Regions from separate parts of the Homo sapiens genome. Here region 1 is linked to region 2. Evidence: chromatin loops called from intact Hi-C (ENCODE). Cell type or tissue: PC-3. All regions are shown on one strand. Links, peaks and the distances in the headings refer to the core of each region. The heading gives the core; the rest is flanking DNA.

What was found. Hi-C counts contacts between places; a loop is a spot of excess contacts. Peaks named below come from ENCODE experiments on the same cell type or tissue, not always from the same donor. Only the 100,000 strongest peaks of a DNase experiment are listed, where the experiment ranks them.
Region 1: it touches region 2 in a loop (4-fold over the local background); 6 of 110 quality-filtered maps call a loop at or near these places.

Annotation. Positions count from the first base shown.
Region 1 is chr2:209,574,459-209,582,806 of GRCh38, reverse strand. It overlaps MAP2 (microtubule associated protein 2), which reads right to left. Exons shown (of 16, transcript NM_001375505.1): 3 at 2,707-2,771. Among named protein-coding and RNA genes, the nearest start is that of MAP2, 150 kb to the right of the region's middle. In PC-3, for the core only: CTCF peaks have their summits at 5,028 and 5,229 (motif pointing right); no DNase peak of the experiment used is centred there; H3K4me3 peaks cover 730 bases.
Region 2 is chr2:210,190,766-210,199,113 of GRCh38, reverse strand. ACADL (acyl-CoA dehydrogenase long chain) reads left to right here. Exons shown (of 11, transcript NM_001608.4): 9 at 3,776-3,903; 10 at 6,224-6,310. Among named protein-coding and RNA genes, the nearest start is that of KANSL1L, 24 kb to the right of the region's middle. In PC-3, for the core only: a CTCF peak has its summit at 3,458 (motif pointing right); no DNase peak of the experiment used is centred there; H3K27me3 peaks cover 925 bases.

The DNA of each region.
Region 1 (8,348 bases), core at 252-8,251, 620 kb after region 2:
CTTTTAATAATGAAAATAAATGACAGCAAGAAAGAATAACATTCTCTAAAGCCATGTGATTCTAGAAGTTTCTTGATAGATTCCTTAAATATACAGAAAATATTCTATCTATCTATCTATCTATCTATCTATCTATCTATCTATCTATCATCTATCTATCTATCTATCCTTAAATGCTTTGTTGCTCATTATGGACTGGTAAGTATGACATCATTTCTCATATTACATTTATAGAAAGGGGATGGGGGGAAAGGCCTCCTCCCCTTTGCTGCAGCAAAATCTTGGCCAAAGACATGAAAAGCAATAAACAATGTCAAGCCTGGGAGTAGTATTTAGGAAGCGTCCATAAGCAAAGCTCAGGCTGCAGTTTGGCATATTTCCCCCAGCTGATGAAAGTGAAAGGGGACATTTCAAGAATTCTTTCCGTTTTAATCTAAAACCAGAAAAATCCTATTCCGTACAGCCTAAAGAAATTTCTATACATGGTTTGTCACTTTTATATCCAGTGTAATGATCTAATTATTATTTATTAGAAACATGTAATGAATATTTTGGGTAACTAAAAAAAAAATGACCAGATGTCTGTTTCACAGTGTATAATTTTAAGAAAGGCAAGAACAAAAAAGTAATAGGGGAAAATGCTGACAAATTCATTTATTTGTGAAATAATTAAATAAATATTTATTGAATTCCTACTGTGACCCAGGCACTATACTATGTGTTAAAAATGTAAGTGAAAAAAATGAGTGAAATCAGTAAAGGAATTAACTCACCACAATATTGACTAGAAAAACCATGATATAGGTCCCAGAATTTGACTCTAGTAGTCAAATTCTGTTCTGCTTTAATCACCCAACCTACTATTTTAATAAACTCATTTTTTATTATATGCATTTTGTCAGCATACCGCTAGATGAATTTTTAACTGGTCCTCCAAAATTTAGATGCCAGAGGCCTGTTGGTGAGATTGTATGCCCCTTCTCCAATATCCAGACAAATCATAACAGAACTTATTAGTTCCTATTGACAACGCATTGGAGTCATTTTTTAGCAGTTAAATAATTTCACCCTTTTCCAATTCATACACATATCCTAAAGTTCAAAATTAATATAATGAGTTGCTGAATGAGTCTGAAGATTAGGAAATAGATCTTCATGTGAAATATATGCTCTCTGGATTTAATCAGATGGGCAAATACCAAATAGATTTTTTTTCCACCAAACATAAATATTTTCACTTACTTTGAGTGAAATCTAAAAAGAGAGAATGGTCTCAAGAGTTTTACAATATCTAGGTGAAATAATCCTGTTTGGGGGATTTCATACACGATTCCACTGAGTAATTTCTGAAGAAGAAGTGCAATATAATTTTATGTGTCTCAAGACTAGTATTAGCTTTTGTTCAATATCTGAAATAATGCAATTTCCTTTCTCAGACCACACTAATTTATTTTAACGAATTCATTCTCCTGTTCAAAAATCTTTATGTGATGCTGCCTACACTCTAGAAGGCTGAGGACAGTGTCATCTACCCCTTCCCTCTCTCTCTCACAATAATTACCCACAGCAGCAAGGCTCTTAAGAAGTGCTTGTGGAATGAATAAATTAAGGTTCTCATGATTATACATTGCAGATATTAACAAAGGACAATGTATTACTCTCCTTCACCTGCTACAAATATTCACACTCACAGGTGTACACTCACATACTTATAATATTTCAGTGTCAGTAGTTGGACATTATTTTCAGGTATATTTTTCAAAAATTAAATTTATTGTGTAAAATGCTTCGGACTGACAGTCTTGAGAGGAAATATTATACATAGATCCCAAGGAAAGGCTTAAAAGGTATTACTGATTTTCTTCTCAGCAGGGCAGAAAATGTCTTCCATTTTTTAAAGGCAAATTACAAATATAGGTTTTATTGATATTAACAGGTATTAAAGTTAAAGACGGTCTTAAAGAAAAGGTAATATCCATAATTGCCATCTCAAATCAATATATATCCTGATGCTGAATTTCAAAATTAATGTTTTTCATGTAAGGCATGAGGCCCAGGATCAAGTGGATTCAAGTGCATTCATGGCAAGATGAAGGATTACTTTCTTATGCTGTCAATTCCAAATAAAGCAAATGTAAAATAACTTCTTTTAAGAACTAACAACCTCGGCCTTTAAATATGTCCATTTTAAAGACTGAAATGTCAATAAAGAAGTTACAATATTTTATTTGTAAAGCCAACAATACTGAGTCATTCCTGGGCTTTCGTCTCTAGCACCCATTCTACCTGGGAAGGGCAAGGCATTTCATTTAACCATTTTAATAAATCACTTAGCAGGATTTGTTCAGATAAAATCATTACTTAGCATATTTCTCTTAAATTCAAATTAATGAATTTTCATTTAGATGGAGAATTTTGGACTTTAAAAAAAACATTACAATGATAAAATCTCCAAATAAGCCAAACATGTTGATATTTGTTAATAACTTGCAACATAGGCAAAAGACACAATTCTTTAGTCATCCTCTAATCAAAACAACCTTAGATAATAGAAGTATCTGCATAGAAAATGGTATATGCAATAGACAATGATCAACTTAAGCTTAAGGATAAAAGACCAATCATAGATAAATTAATTTAAATAAAAACATTCCAATTCTCCCCTGATTTTCCCTCATTAAAACATCCAAACAAAACATGTGGTACCTTTTAATTTTCTGAATGAGTAGCTCCCAATCAATGCTTCCTCGGTTAGAGACAAGCTGAAGAATCTACCGAAACAAAACAAAAGAAACATATATATATATATATATGGATTTGTTAACTAAATATCAAAAATTATAACTCACCAGTAAGCAAATGCATTCTTTATACTCAAATAATAAATCTATGCCTGGAGGTCTGTAGCACAAAAAAAATGCAGTACTTGAATATTTAGGAAGCTCAATAATGAATTTTAAAAGATCTTTACTCTGAGATTACATAAAGCACATCCTATGAAAAACGAATTGAAAATGAAACGAAATAAAATTAAAAGCCCCAAACCATTACCAGCGCATATGCAGCAATACCACTCAAGTCTAGCCTTTGAGAACTGCTGCAGAATCCTTCTCCGGGAGCATTATCCCCACAGGCTGGCTCTCTGGCTCTCTAGCTCCAGACAGACGCAGTCTGCAAGCCACCAGCTCGTGTCTGTGTGTGCCGGGGAAAGGGAAGCTGCAAATTAGAAGTCCCCGCAGTGGCGAACAGGAAAATAAGGCGAGTGGGAGAGAGGGAGAGAGCTCACTAGTCTCAGAATTTTCGAGAATGATGACAAGCCACTCAGCTCCGCCATCATTCACTGACAATAGGATGCAGCCCTCACTTACGATTTAGCGGTTTGCCATAGGGGCTTCTGGTACCAAATGCCTGACAGGCATTTTAATTGCCTCCATCCAAGTGTGTCCCCAGGAGTCGAGTCTATCAGCCTATGAATGTCATCATCTGGTCTCCTTTGTGTTAATGCCAGACACACACACACACACGCACGCACGCACGCACACACACACACCGCTTAAATAGAGAAACAGTTTTCAGGCATATAGGATTACAAACAAGTTAAGCTACACAAACTGGACATGACTAAATACTAGTTTATGGGAATTTTTATTATCTGCATTAAGGACATCAGAGATTTGTTGATGTTTTGTCATTGGCAGATAATTACAATATTTTTAACTATCGCATATTGCTTATTTATATTCCAAAATAAATATCTTCATTAAAGAAATGCATATATTTATGTATATTTTCCTACAGAAAATTCAATACCCTTTTAACAGTTATAATTATGCACTTGGCCATGTTTTCCTTACAAGAGAAAAAGAAAAAAAAAAAACAGAGAATTAGAAAACCAGGGCCGATATGTGATTTCTGGGGGCAATCTATTTACATACAAAAGCAAAAGGAGGTGGCAACCAGCTTGGTCCTGGGGCTTTTCAGTCCCTGAGGGCCCAGGCAGAGAATTCAATCTTTGGCATAATCTGTATCCCCTCCATGTTAGCAACTGAAATTAGCAGTTGAATATCCCTATTTTACAGTGCCCTTGTGTAGGGAGGTTAAGTGTGGAATAATTTCCTGCATTTATTTCCTGGGGAAAAGGGAAGGAGAAAAATGTCAATAAATAAGTTAATTTTTACAGCATTGTTAGCAACCTGAACCAGTGAATGGAGCAAAATTCGATGAGAACCAAAAAGGCCAGCTGTGAAGAAGGTTGCTGGGAAGAAGCATCACCATGGTTACTGGAAACAGAAAGTCAAGAAAAAAAAAATATGATGGCAGAGAAGAGAGAATGAGACTACAGGGAAGGAAATTGAGAGACAGATGATATGTTTCTTTTTTTTTTTTTCCTTCTTGAAAGAATCGCCTCCATCAGTTTTATACTGTATTTTGAATTAAGATAAATTTGCATTCTCCTTGAGCCACCTTTCTGCCCCATTTTTTAATCACTAGCTAATTTTGCTTTCATAAATATTCAAACTACAGTTCTTTTGTATGAGATCAATTCTGCTACCCCTTGCCTCTATCCAAATACTGGCTTCATGGAACCACTTAGCCTAGTCCACATCCTTTGTTTCATAGGTGAGAAAGCTGAGGCCCAAAGAATATGACCAAGGTCACAAAACCCAGGCACCCGCAGCGTTTCCTGATTCAATCCTCTGCCTTTCTTCTCTCACCAAGTGACTTTCTTTCCCTGCTCTCTTTTGTTCTGTTTGCAAGCAATACAGATTCCAGAAACATCCTTTGTCTTTGATTTTTTAAACCTTCTTGTATTTGCTACAGCAGTGATGTATGTCCCTCTTTAAAATGCATTGCAATCATTCTGAAGACTTTTGCAAATATCTGTGCTGGATTGTATTTGAGGTCTGAGGAATCTGGGGTAATTATGTCACTGCTTTTCTTTCATTTCCAGTCTGGCAATCAGATAAATCAAGCATGATTGCCCTTTTGTGAACCTATCTTGTTGAGCCTGAACTTCATCATTACATACTAGGCACTCTTATCATTACTGGCCTCATTATTTCTGCAAGCATAAAACTGGGTAATCAAATTGAGTCGGTCTCCCAAGGCACCTTCTAGGTATAGACAAGTTAAACTTTCCTGGGTTACCAAAAACAATGAAGCTGGAAAATGGAAAGCCCAGGTAAAATTAAAAATTACAATAATAATGATAATAATTCATTCCAAAACAACCACTGGAGGGCGCAAAATTTCTTAAAATCTTTCTAAACTACTCAGTAAATGTGGCTAGAATTTTGACCTTCATATTTTACTGTTTTTATTTTCTTTCCAAACTGTTCTTTCAATATTCAGTTTATATGATTCAATGCTTTTGGATTAACTCATCTATAGATAGGGTCATACTGCTTTTTTTGATGTCTAAAAGACAGTTGCTGCCACCATCATCATCCTCTCTCCCCAGTATGTAGCTATAAAATGAATAAATCACATTTTGAAAATGTATGACTACCACAGGTAATAATCACAAGAGATTTCAGGTTTTAGTGAATCCTACATACTGGTTAGAATTCTTCCCCCGACCCGCAAAAAAAAAAATGCCCCTTTAAATATAATCTCCCTGTTAAATGTCTATTTTTCTTCAGTGATTTTGGATAATGAGGTGATTTTTCAAAGTGAATGCTTTATTTTAATGTATTGTCTTCTGTTCACTTCTGAACATAAAAAATGATGCCTAAGACTTATGTCTGGGAACATGAATCATATTCTATCATGAAAGCACATAACAGGGTCCTGGTCAGTCTAAAAAAATAGCACAGCTTCCAAAAACATTTAATACTCTCTGGAGGTCATTTAATATTTAGGGATACCTAGTTCAGTACATGAGAATGAGTTGGTACACTCTTTTTCTTTTCTTTTTTTCCCAATTGTTTCCAACATGGAGTAAGTACCATATGTGAAACATAATTACTGCCCTTAGGTATGTCATATTCTAAGAATACAAGACAACCGACAATTGAGATACTTCTGTGAATTTTTAGATTTTTCATATTTATGCCCAAAAGCCTAAACTGATGCTTGCCTTACCCTTCTTCTGTCTGACAGTATTTTAGACCTTGGATTACCACCATTCATCCATTCAATCAATTGTGATGGCACACATACATATTTTTCAGACTCTTTACAGGTTCTGGGAATGGAAAAAAAGTGGGAAACAGGATTTCCTTTTCAAGACACTTCATTTAATAAATTAGTTAACAGAAGGCCAGGCATGGTGGTTCATGCCTGTAATCTCAGCACTTTGGGAGGCTGAGGTGGGTGGATCACCTGAGGTCAGGAGTTTGAAACCAGCCTGGCCATAGTGAAACCCCATCTCTACTAAAAAAAAAAATACAAAAATTAGCTGGGTGTGGTGGTGCATGCCTGTAGTCCCAGCTACTTGGGAAGCTGAGGCAGGAGAATCTCTTGAACCCAAGAGGTGGAGGTTGCAGTGAGCCGAGATCGCACCACTGCACTCCAGCCTGGGCGACAGAGCAAGACTTCGTCTCTCAAAATAATAAATAAATAAATAAATTAGCAGAAACCTAACTTCACACTTCCTTTTCTCACTTTGATGAGATACTATGACTCCACCCCTCTGTCATATCTGCTTCATTGTAGATGCCTGATCTTTAAGAATCTGATTTAGCTATACTCCCAAATTTAGTTAATTCACCCCTGTGCCTCTTCTGAAATAACTTTGATTTCATTCCCTAAATATATTGGTCTGCGTATTTGTGTATGACTACCTAAACTCTCCAGGAATGAATAATGGAGACTTATCTTCCTTACCTCCTTAAAGCCTTTGCTCATAGATCATCTTCCAACCAGGGCTTTCCTAACTACCATAATGAAAGTTGCAACCATGCCCTTTCCATGGCTTTTCATTCCCTGCTGCATTTTACTTTTTTCCATAGCACTTATCATAGCATAAACTTTTCTTATTTACTTCTAACTTCACCCCGCTAGTTCCACGAGGGCAGTCATTTTTACATGTTTGGGACACTGGTATCCAAAGCACCTAAAACAGTGCCTGGAGCGTACTGGCACTCAAACATGTTTTTTAAATGACTGAATATGAAAAATCACACTAGTGGATGAATTGGAATGTCTAAACACAAGAGAAGTTTTTGTATTCCATATTGTCTTCCCTATTCTATATATTCAGTCTTTCTTAAAAATATTGCCTTTTATTTGTAAGCGACTCCTTGCCACATATATATGTATTTTTTTTTTTTTTTTTTTTTTTTTTGAGATGGAGTCTCACTGTTGCCCAGGCTGGAGTGCAGTGGCGCGATCTCGGCTCACTGCAAGCTCCACCTCCCGGGTTCACGCCATTCTCCTGCCTCAGCCTCCCGAGTAGCTGGGACTACAGGCACCCGCCATCACGCCCGGCTAGTTTTCTGAATTTTTAGTAGAGACGGGGTTTCACTGTGTTAGCCAGGATGGTCTCGATCTTCTGACCTCGTGATCCGCCCGCCTTGGCCTCCCAAAGTGCTGGGATTACATGCATGAGCCAGCGCACCCGGCCTTCCTTGCCATATATTTTGTAATCAATATGTTTTATAATTTCTATTATAGGATGTAAATTTATTTTAAATAGAGACTTGTCTCCTACTCTCTTTGAATTCTGCAAAGTACCTAGCATGGGGCTATCAGCTTTTAAATGCTCAGAAAGAGTTTGTTTGATAAATCATGCCTTCTCTTGGTATTAAAATGTGCTAAATTATAATTTTTAGATTTTTAAAATAAAATTTGACAAATTAATGCTGCCTCATGGCCAAAATATTTTGGAATGACCTTTGTAGAGATATGACTACACTTACTAAAATTTGTACTTTCAAAAATTTATAATAGAAATAATACTTATGCTTTCCCCTAGTATTCTTGAGTTTGTTATTCTAAATCAAATAGGCAGATGTGTAAGTATTTTACAAATTATCATGATATCCAAAATCACTGAACACTGTTTTGCCTTATTTACTATAGATGACATTTTCTCTTCCAACAAAGTTGGTCCACACAAAAATATATTTTGGTCAAAAAAGACAAAAAGTGTCATAATCAGCACATTAGTCTTAGATATACAAAATGATAAAATTATATTACTTTTTACCTACAAAATGCCAATTTCAAATGGTTCAACCTAATACCTAGAGAAGCTATACATGGATGCGGGATTGGGTAGCGTGAGTTGTACAAAATGACTCCCATGTTTATTGCAGCATTATTCACAATAGCTAAGATATGTAAACAATCTAAGTGTCTGTAGATGGATGAATGGATAAAGAAACCATAATCTCTGTGTCTGT
Region 2 (8,348 bases), core at 206-8,205:
ATAGAAGAGCTTTAAATGTTACAATATACTTGGCCACATGTCATTTTATAACTATATAACTATTCAGTTTCCATTCTCTTTGTTATCCTTGAATTTTGGACATTTTGGGGCTTTCTGACCAGTTGAAATGCATGTCACAAAATTTATTTTCTTTTTAGAATAGAAACCTACGTATGGATGTAGCAATAATTATTAGGATTTTTAAAATCTATGCTCTCCATAGTTTATGTCGATCTTATGGTTTTTTGCGGAATAGACAATAAAACAGTAAAATCCAGATGTTAAATAATAATGGATATTATTGCTTGACTGCTCCCTATCTGCCAGACACTGCTAAGTGAATGGTCTCATTCTTTTTCTTCACAAATCTATATAAGTATTTTAATTATTTTTATTTTACAGTTAAGGAAATTAAGGTATAGAGAGGTTAAGTAACTTGCCCCAAATTACACATATATTCTAATTCCAGAACCTACACTCTTTACCTATATACTGTTATTACTGCCCAGAAGTGCAAAGCAGATGGGCCTTTTTTCTTTTCCTATTTCCTTCACTCAGTGGGCAACGAAGTGAAAATGGAATGTTTTTTCTAATCTAATGAGAGCTCTTGGTTAGTCATTTCCTGTGTGGTATGTGTTCTTAATTCTAAGGGCATAAAGAATTAGGGAGAGGAATAGAGAGGAAAAAAATAATACTTCTTCTTGACATGTGTCTAAAATGGGAATATCCAGTTTTTAAGACCTTGAGCATGGGACTAATTAACTATCAAATAGCAAACCTAGTGTGTTTCATTTTATATTTTAACCATAATATGTGAGAGCAACTGATGCTGTTGTTTAAATGAATACTGGGCTAGATAACCTCTCCAAGGTGTTCTCCATTTCCATAATTCTAAGAATTCTGTCATTCAGAACTCTGAAAAAGACTCCATCCAGCCCACTTAGTAACTTCAGAATAATTTTTAATGCTAGCTGCAGTATTATTTATTAACAAATATAAATGACTTAAAAATACTGCTATGACCTTGTCGATCATTCACTAAGAGCACTTGACTAGTAATGTGTGGTCTAATTTTTAGTTGCCTTTGATTAGAGGATGATTTCAGAAAGCATAATGCAGTGTCTGCAGTGAAAAGCAAAGACCAAATCTGTTTAGTAACGCTCAACCCAATGGCAAGAATATGTAAATATTTAATCTTTTTATCCTCAGAGAGTAAATTATGTACTCTTGGAGACATTATTCTCTCAGACCTCTGGACTTCACTGAATGCACTGATGCAAGAATTCTAAATCATTCCATTCTGGTTTGAAGTTTTACTTCAGCTTCTAGAAGTTTCCAGCATTTACAAAGGAATGACTCTTGTATGAGAGAATCAGGCTTAGATATCTTTACTCTTTCATATTGTAAAGACAGTGCATAAATTCCCAAATGTGGCATCATGTAGGCAAAAAAATATCTTGAGACTTGTTGGATCCACCCTTATTTTCCAAATAAAGTGTCATACATAGTGTCATTGAACTAAACTAGGAGTAGGCTTAGAAACCATCTTCAGGGATTTTCATGGAATACTCATCTGTTTTCGATATATAGATTATTTGCCTATTTTTTTCTTTTTTTGTTCCATCTTTATATTGTCTAAGAGTAAACTTCAATGTGTGGGTTGGGAGTGGGAAACTTTGTGCTGATTAAAGGGTAGATATTTGACCTAATTAAATATATGATGAATAGAAATGGAGATAGAAAAAATTAAGGGAAACAATAAGCGGGGAAGAAAGTTTTGATGTGACCCAGCATGTTCAGAACTAGAGGCCAGAATACAGAGATGGAAGGAGTGGGGTGCCAACCTTCTCATTGCTTAGTTTTGGAATCATTCGATGCCAGTTACATTCTCTGTTTCTAGAACAGGGTGAAATAAAACCAGGGGAAAGACAGTCAGTTGGAGTTTTCATCAGCACAGTAGTTATGTTGATATACCTGTAAGGAATCTGCCCCTCAGAGCTTTACTCCACCTGATACACCCTGGTCTTGCTTGGTCCTGGGTCTTTTTACACTCCCATTCTACTCTTTTCCAGAAATGGTAAGTATCAAAACTGTCCCAACCAACAATGACAGTGAAAGAATCAGTTTTATAACTTGAGAATTGCTGTAGCCAGCATTAAAAGCAGACCATGTATCTTCTGAGAATGTGTCCCACCACCCTCCTTTGAGAACACAGCTGTGGCTTTGGACTTGGTAGTACCTAGGTGGGATGTGTTTAATTTCTAGTTTGAGTTTCACTGCACCACCTTTGCCTGTAACTTTCCATGTATATGCTATTAGCCACAGTGAAGTTCTTACTCATTTCACAGCAGAATGATCAGAACTGTTTCTATCTGAATTTTCACAAAGAAGATAGGCCAGCTGACCATATCTGGGCCTTGGACCTAAGAAATCAACTAGAATGGAGTATACTTTTGGAGCTACCCAAAGTGGGAACCCAGTATTTCAAGTTCAAGCCAATTTCCTGAGGGAGGCTCAAGAGTCAGTGCCAAAGAGAACAGATATACACTCCAAGTTCAGAGTGTGAGAGCCTAGAGTCAGGAATGAAATAAAGCTTGATTGAAGCAAGGACAGTCAGCAACAATTGAGAATGGTCTAAATAGAATGATTTCCAAAAATGCTAATGGGTTGTCCATGGCCAGTAGGAGGAGGTAGGTACATAGCTATATTAACATTGATAATCCCAGACCATTCAGTCCAAGCTAGAGACTGCTAAACAAGCTATTGAGAGGTACGGGAGGTGTATTCATCCATTTTCATACTGCTATGAAGAAATACCTGAGACTGGGTAATTTATTAAAAAAAAAAAAAGAGGTTTAATGGACTCACAGTTCCACATGGCTGGGGAGGCCTCATAATCATGGCGGAAGGTGAAGGAGGAACAACAGCACATCTTACATGGTAGCAGGCAAAACAGCGTGTGCAGGGGAACCACTCTTTATAAAACCATCAGATCTCATGAGACTTACTCACTATCACAAGAACATCATGGGACAAACCCACCCCCATGATTCAATTATCTCCCACCACGTCCCTCCCACAACATGTGGGGATTATGGGAGCTACAATTCAAGATAAGATTTGGGTAGGGACAGAGCCAAACCATATCAGAAGGGATAATGTGAAGGGATGAAAGAGGATGAGGGTACTGGATTTTGATCTCTTTAGTACTCTGATTTTATTCTATTGCTTTCTACAGATCTAGATTAAATACTGTGCAATATTAAATAATACCTTATATTTTGATGTTTATGAACATATATAGAAACCCCTTGTCCCTCCAGATGTTAGAAGCAGAGTAGCAAAATCTGTATACTTAATTTCATTAATAAAGAAAAAAATCTTCAAGGATTTAATCTCTGGAGGAAAAAGCAACAGGTGTTTTCAACGGCTGTACCTAAATAACTGTACCACAAGATGGTGCTCACACATTAAAGTCATGCTGTTTTTCAAGAATTTTGCCTCGTCTAAATTTTACAATCTGAAACAAGACATTGTTTATGTTTTAAACTATTTTTGCATCTTTTAGTACAAATTTCCTTAGCACTGAAATATAGTGAGTTTTAAATTTAAGCTGATTTGGTAACAAATGCCATTTTTATGGAGGAAAAAACCAACAATTCCACTTTTGTTTGCCCTAAAGATCTTTTATTGTATAATTTCTGATATGTTAAGTGGGTTGAAGTTTATATTTCTACCATGCTCACTTTTTTCTTTTATTTCCTTTAAATTCAAGACAGTGCAACATAAATTAGCAGAATTAAAAACACATATATGTGTAACCCGAGCATTTGTGGACAACTGTCTCCAGCTGCATGAAGCGAAACGTTTGGACTCCGCCACTGCTTGCATGGCGAAATATTGGTATGCATGCTACAGTAATTAGAGTGCGGTGTGTGCTCAGACTGATATGGAATTCTGCCAATTTTAAGCTCAGCCTTGAGGGTCTTAAAGGAAGAAATCTGTGAAATGAAAAATAAAAGTGAGACTCCACTTTAAAAAAAAATGCTAAAAAGTTCCATTAAGCATATGTATAATGTGCTAAAAATGTTTCAAGTTGGTATTTAATTTTTTTATCCTAATAGGCAAGCAAAGTTAGTATTTAATTCTTAACTTGCTATTGAAAATAAAATATTAAGAGTGGGAAAATGAAGAGTGATATTGATAGGATGACTGATTCATTCATTCAAGTAATAGTTTAATTTCAAATTATCTGAAGAGTGGCAGTATAGTGAGGCTGAAAGGGAACAGTAAAACTTAGGAGTCTTGAGATAGAGTCCAAATTCTTTTATTAAATAACTATAATTAAACTTAATTCCATCCAGGAAAATGTTTTTGTTATCTGTGAAATGACTAAGTTGGACAGGATTTTTCTATTTAAGGTGCTTTCCAATTTTAAGAAAAAATTCAGGAAGAACTGGCTGTCCAATCAAAGTTTCACAGGCTCTATTAAGTGAAAGGAGAATAAAAATCCTATTAAGTTTAGAAAGACTTCGATTTGAATTAAAGATTATTAGCAATGGTGTTAAAGATGAGTTGAATGAAAAAACATCCCTGTATGTCAGACTTTTGTATATTTTAAGATTTTAGAATATACAGTCTAAATCAGATTCTGGAAGTAGATTTGGTTTCCTCTTTTTAAAAACAAACATTCTCCCATATCATTAGCCCAAGAGTAACTTAGAATAAATTCCTGTCATTATTCATTAACTTGTGTTCAGTTCAATCACAGGTAGAACAGGGGAAATATTTTGTGCTTTATATAATGATCCCATAATAACAAAATTGCCAGGTTGAAAAATAATGTGGAATTACTTTTCAGAAACTTGCACTTTTGAGGAGACTTTTTATATTTACATTTACAAGAAGTTCTTTGACTAGTGGCAAAAAGTGTAAAAAAAATTTACATATTTTTGGAAAAAGAGAAGTTTGGATAGCCATTGACCTTGTTATTTGAAAACCTCAGGTTTATACACATGCTCATATTTCACACTGAAACACAGGAGGCAACTAGTTATAGCCCAGTAAATATTTCACTAAAATACTTGCCAAATATAAAAAATTAGAGAAATCCAAATATTATTGTCCCCAAAGTCTTGTCTATTAATAATTATATTGTTAATATATTGCTTAGAAATATCCTCACCTGTCGTATGGTCTGAGTTTTAAATTATTTTAAATAAAAAGAAGTATCTACCCTTATTTTTGCTTTATGCTTCCCACTATTGAAAAATAAGTAGTGGGGTGCTGTAGCTTGCCACTGTAGTAACTCCTACTTGAGAAGCTGAGGTGAGAGGATCCTTTGAGCCCTGGAGTTCAAGACTGTAATGAGCTATGATTGTGCCACTGTATCCCAACCTAGGCCCTAGAGTGGGTGAGACTCCATCACTAAAACAGACTCACAAACAAAAAGAAAGAAAGAAAAGAAAAATAAGTAGAAAAGAATTTTGAACTAATGTATTTTTATGTTAAGGTGAATAAAATCTCTATCATGAATTTTAATGATAGAATTGTGATATTATCAGAAAAGAATTTTTCTCAAGCACTGCATGTTTATGTATACAAACATTATATATAATACTAATACATACACTTCAGGAATAATAATCTCTATATAATTTTCTAATGTTTCCTATATGATAGCATATACTTTGTTAGTCTGCCCTCTTAGGTTTTCACTTTTATCTTCAATTTATTTCTGAAAAGTCAGAACCCTAAAAAATTGCTTTTTTATACTGAAATTCAGAATCGTGATCTTCAAGTAGAAAGTGACATCATTGGAGAAAAAATGCATATTACAAGGGCAAAAAGAACTAGGTGGCTGAGTAATTTAGATCATATAGAGAATCCAAATAAATTAGAACATATTCAAGTCTTTACTGCATGTTTTTCTAGCCTCAAATAGCCAAAATCTAATCATCTGAGTTTTCTACCTTTTGTTTCTAGCCTAACAAAAACCTAGCAAGAAATATAATTAATGAAAAAGGTACTCTTATATGAAAATTCTCTTGAAATATATTTCATATGTAATTTTTATCTTCTTTGCTTAGCTAATATGCCGTTCTAATTGCTTAATAAATGTGCACATTTAAACAATTGTAAATAATTAGTTTTCTGGTTTTGAAGCACCTCATGAAAATCCATTTCAAACATTTCTTTTCTGCCTTTTATTTTGGTCATTTAGGGCATCTGAGTTACAAAATAGTGTAGCTTACGACTGTGTACAGCTCCATGGAGGTTGGGGATACATGTGGGAGTACCCAATTGCAAAGTAAGTATAGTTTTCTGATACACTCTTCTTTATGATGTGAAGAAAAAGGAAAATTTCTTTACTTTGTACATCAAATGTAGAGGGAAAGGAGGTGTGCAATCTTTTGAATTTTTCAGCTGAATACAGACAAAATGTATTCAAGCAAATGGAAACAGCTTTTTTTTTATCAACTCCCTACTAGGATTTTATTTTTCTTAAATAAAGTAAAGAGACCAATAAACAAAAGCTTGATCCTTGGCTTTATTTGAATCCTTATGTAGAAGGACAAATAGTATTTTCAAAAATTTTTTAATTTTTTTATTTTTTATTTTATTTTGAGACAGTCTCGCTCTGTCACCCAGGTTGGAGTACAGTGGCATGATCTGGGTTCACTGCAACCTCCACCTTCCAGGTTCAAATAATTCTTGTGCCTCAGTCTCCAGAGTAGCTGGAATTAACAGGTGCGTGCCATGACACCTGGCTAATTTTTTTGTATTTTTAGTAGAGGTGTGGTTTTGCCATGTTGGCCAGGCTGGTCTCAAACCCCTGGCCTCAAGTGATCTGCCTGCCTTGGCATCCCAAAGTACTGGGATTACAGGCGTGAGCCACTGCATCCGGCCAAATACTACTTTTTTTTTAAAACCAAAAAAAAAAAAAAGCAATACAGAAAAATTAACTGGCATATGAAAAGGATCTAAGTTGTCACATATCTTAAATATCTGATTATTTGTTTTGTTCTAAAAAAATTAAAAATCTTCTTTCTAAATAGATTTATTTCCTTCAAATTGAAAGAAATCAAATATATCTTTTTATCATATATGAATATTCTTATCAGTTTGAAGCAGTACTAATTTGTAAATAGGCAGTGTCCCCATTCATATTTCTTCCTCAATCTCCAGAATTTCCTTTTCTCCTAACAGTCTTTTGCCTCAGAAGTCTCCCCATAGCTTTTTTTCCTCATCACCCTAGAAAATATATTTTTCTGATTATTTAGCAATGATTTTGGTTTAGAAAATTTTCCCAAGGAAATTTTTTATTTATACAGAAAAGTTCAGTTTGTTCTGAATCTGAGAGTAAGAATGCTATAGGCTTCTAAAAATGTTTTAAGATTATCTTAATATAAAGTATCTAAAGGGAAAAATTATGAAACCTACATTCAAACTGGCAGCCTAATGATTTCAAATTTATCTTTTTGGTAAGTATAATTGGAAACATTTAATATGCTTATAGTCCTTAGAAAAAATATTTTACTAAAATTACATTAAGAACAGAAGCTATGTAGTGGCTCAATGTTTGTGTGGTTTAGTTCACATTTAAGAAAGGCCTATTAGGTGGGGAGAAGGCAATCATCTAAATGGCTTAAGATTAGAGCGTGGCATAAGCCTTGGTCTCTGTTTTCTCGGAGTCAACTCCTTCAAGTTGGTACCAAGCAAACAATGTAGATTGATGGCTTATTTGAAATCTCTGGTTTCAGTTTGAGAGACTTATATTCTCTTTAAGAAACAATAATCACCTTTCTTGGCCAGTTTGTTAGTTCAAAGATTGTATCAATTTTTAAACTAGACTGCTATTTCTCTTCCCATATATCGCCTAATATCAAAAAAGCCACTGAGGCCACGTGCGGTGGCTCACTCCTGTAATCCCAGCACTTTGGGATGCCAAAGCGGGTGGATCACCTGAGGTCAAGAGTTCAAGACCAGCCTGGGCAAAATGGCGAAACACCATTTCTACTAAAAATACAAAAAAATTAGCTAGGCGTGGTTGCAGGTGCCTGTAGTCCCAGCTACTCCAGAGGCATGAGAATCGCTCTAACCCGAGAGGCGGAGGTTGCAGTGAGTCGAGATTGCGCCACTGCACTCCAGCCTGGGCGACAGAGTGAGACTGTCTCAAAAAAAAAAAAACAAACAACAACAACAACAACAAAAAAGCCACATAGACACATTGGCAATATGTGGATGTAATGTATAGATTTTGATTTGATAAAAAAAGAAAAATCTTCTAATTGTGTTTCTTATATCCCCCAGACTAAACTACATTAGTTTATATATATGTTGCTGAG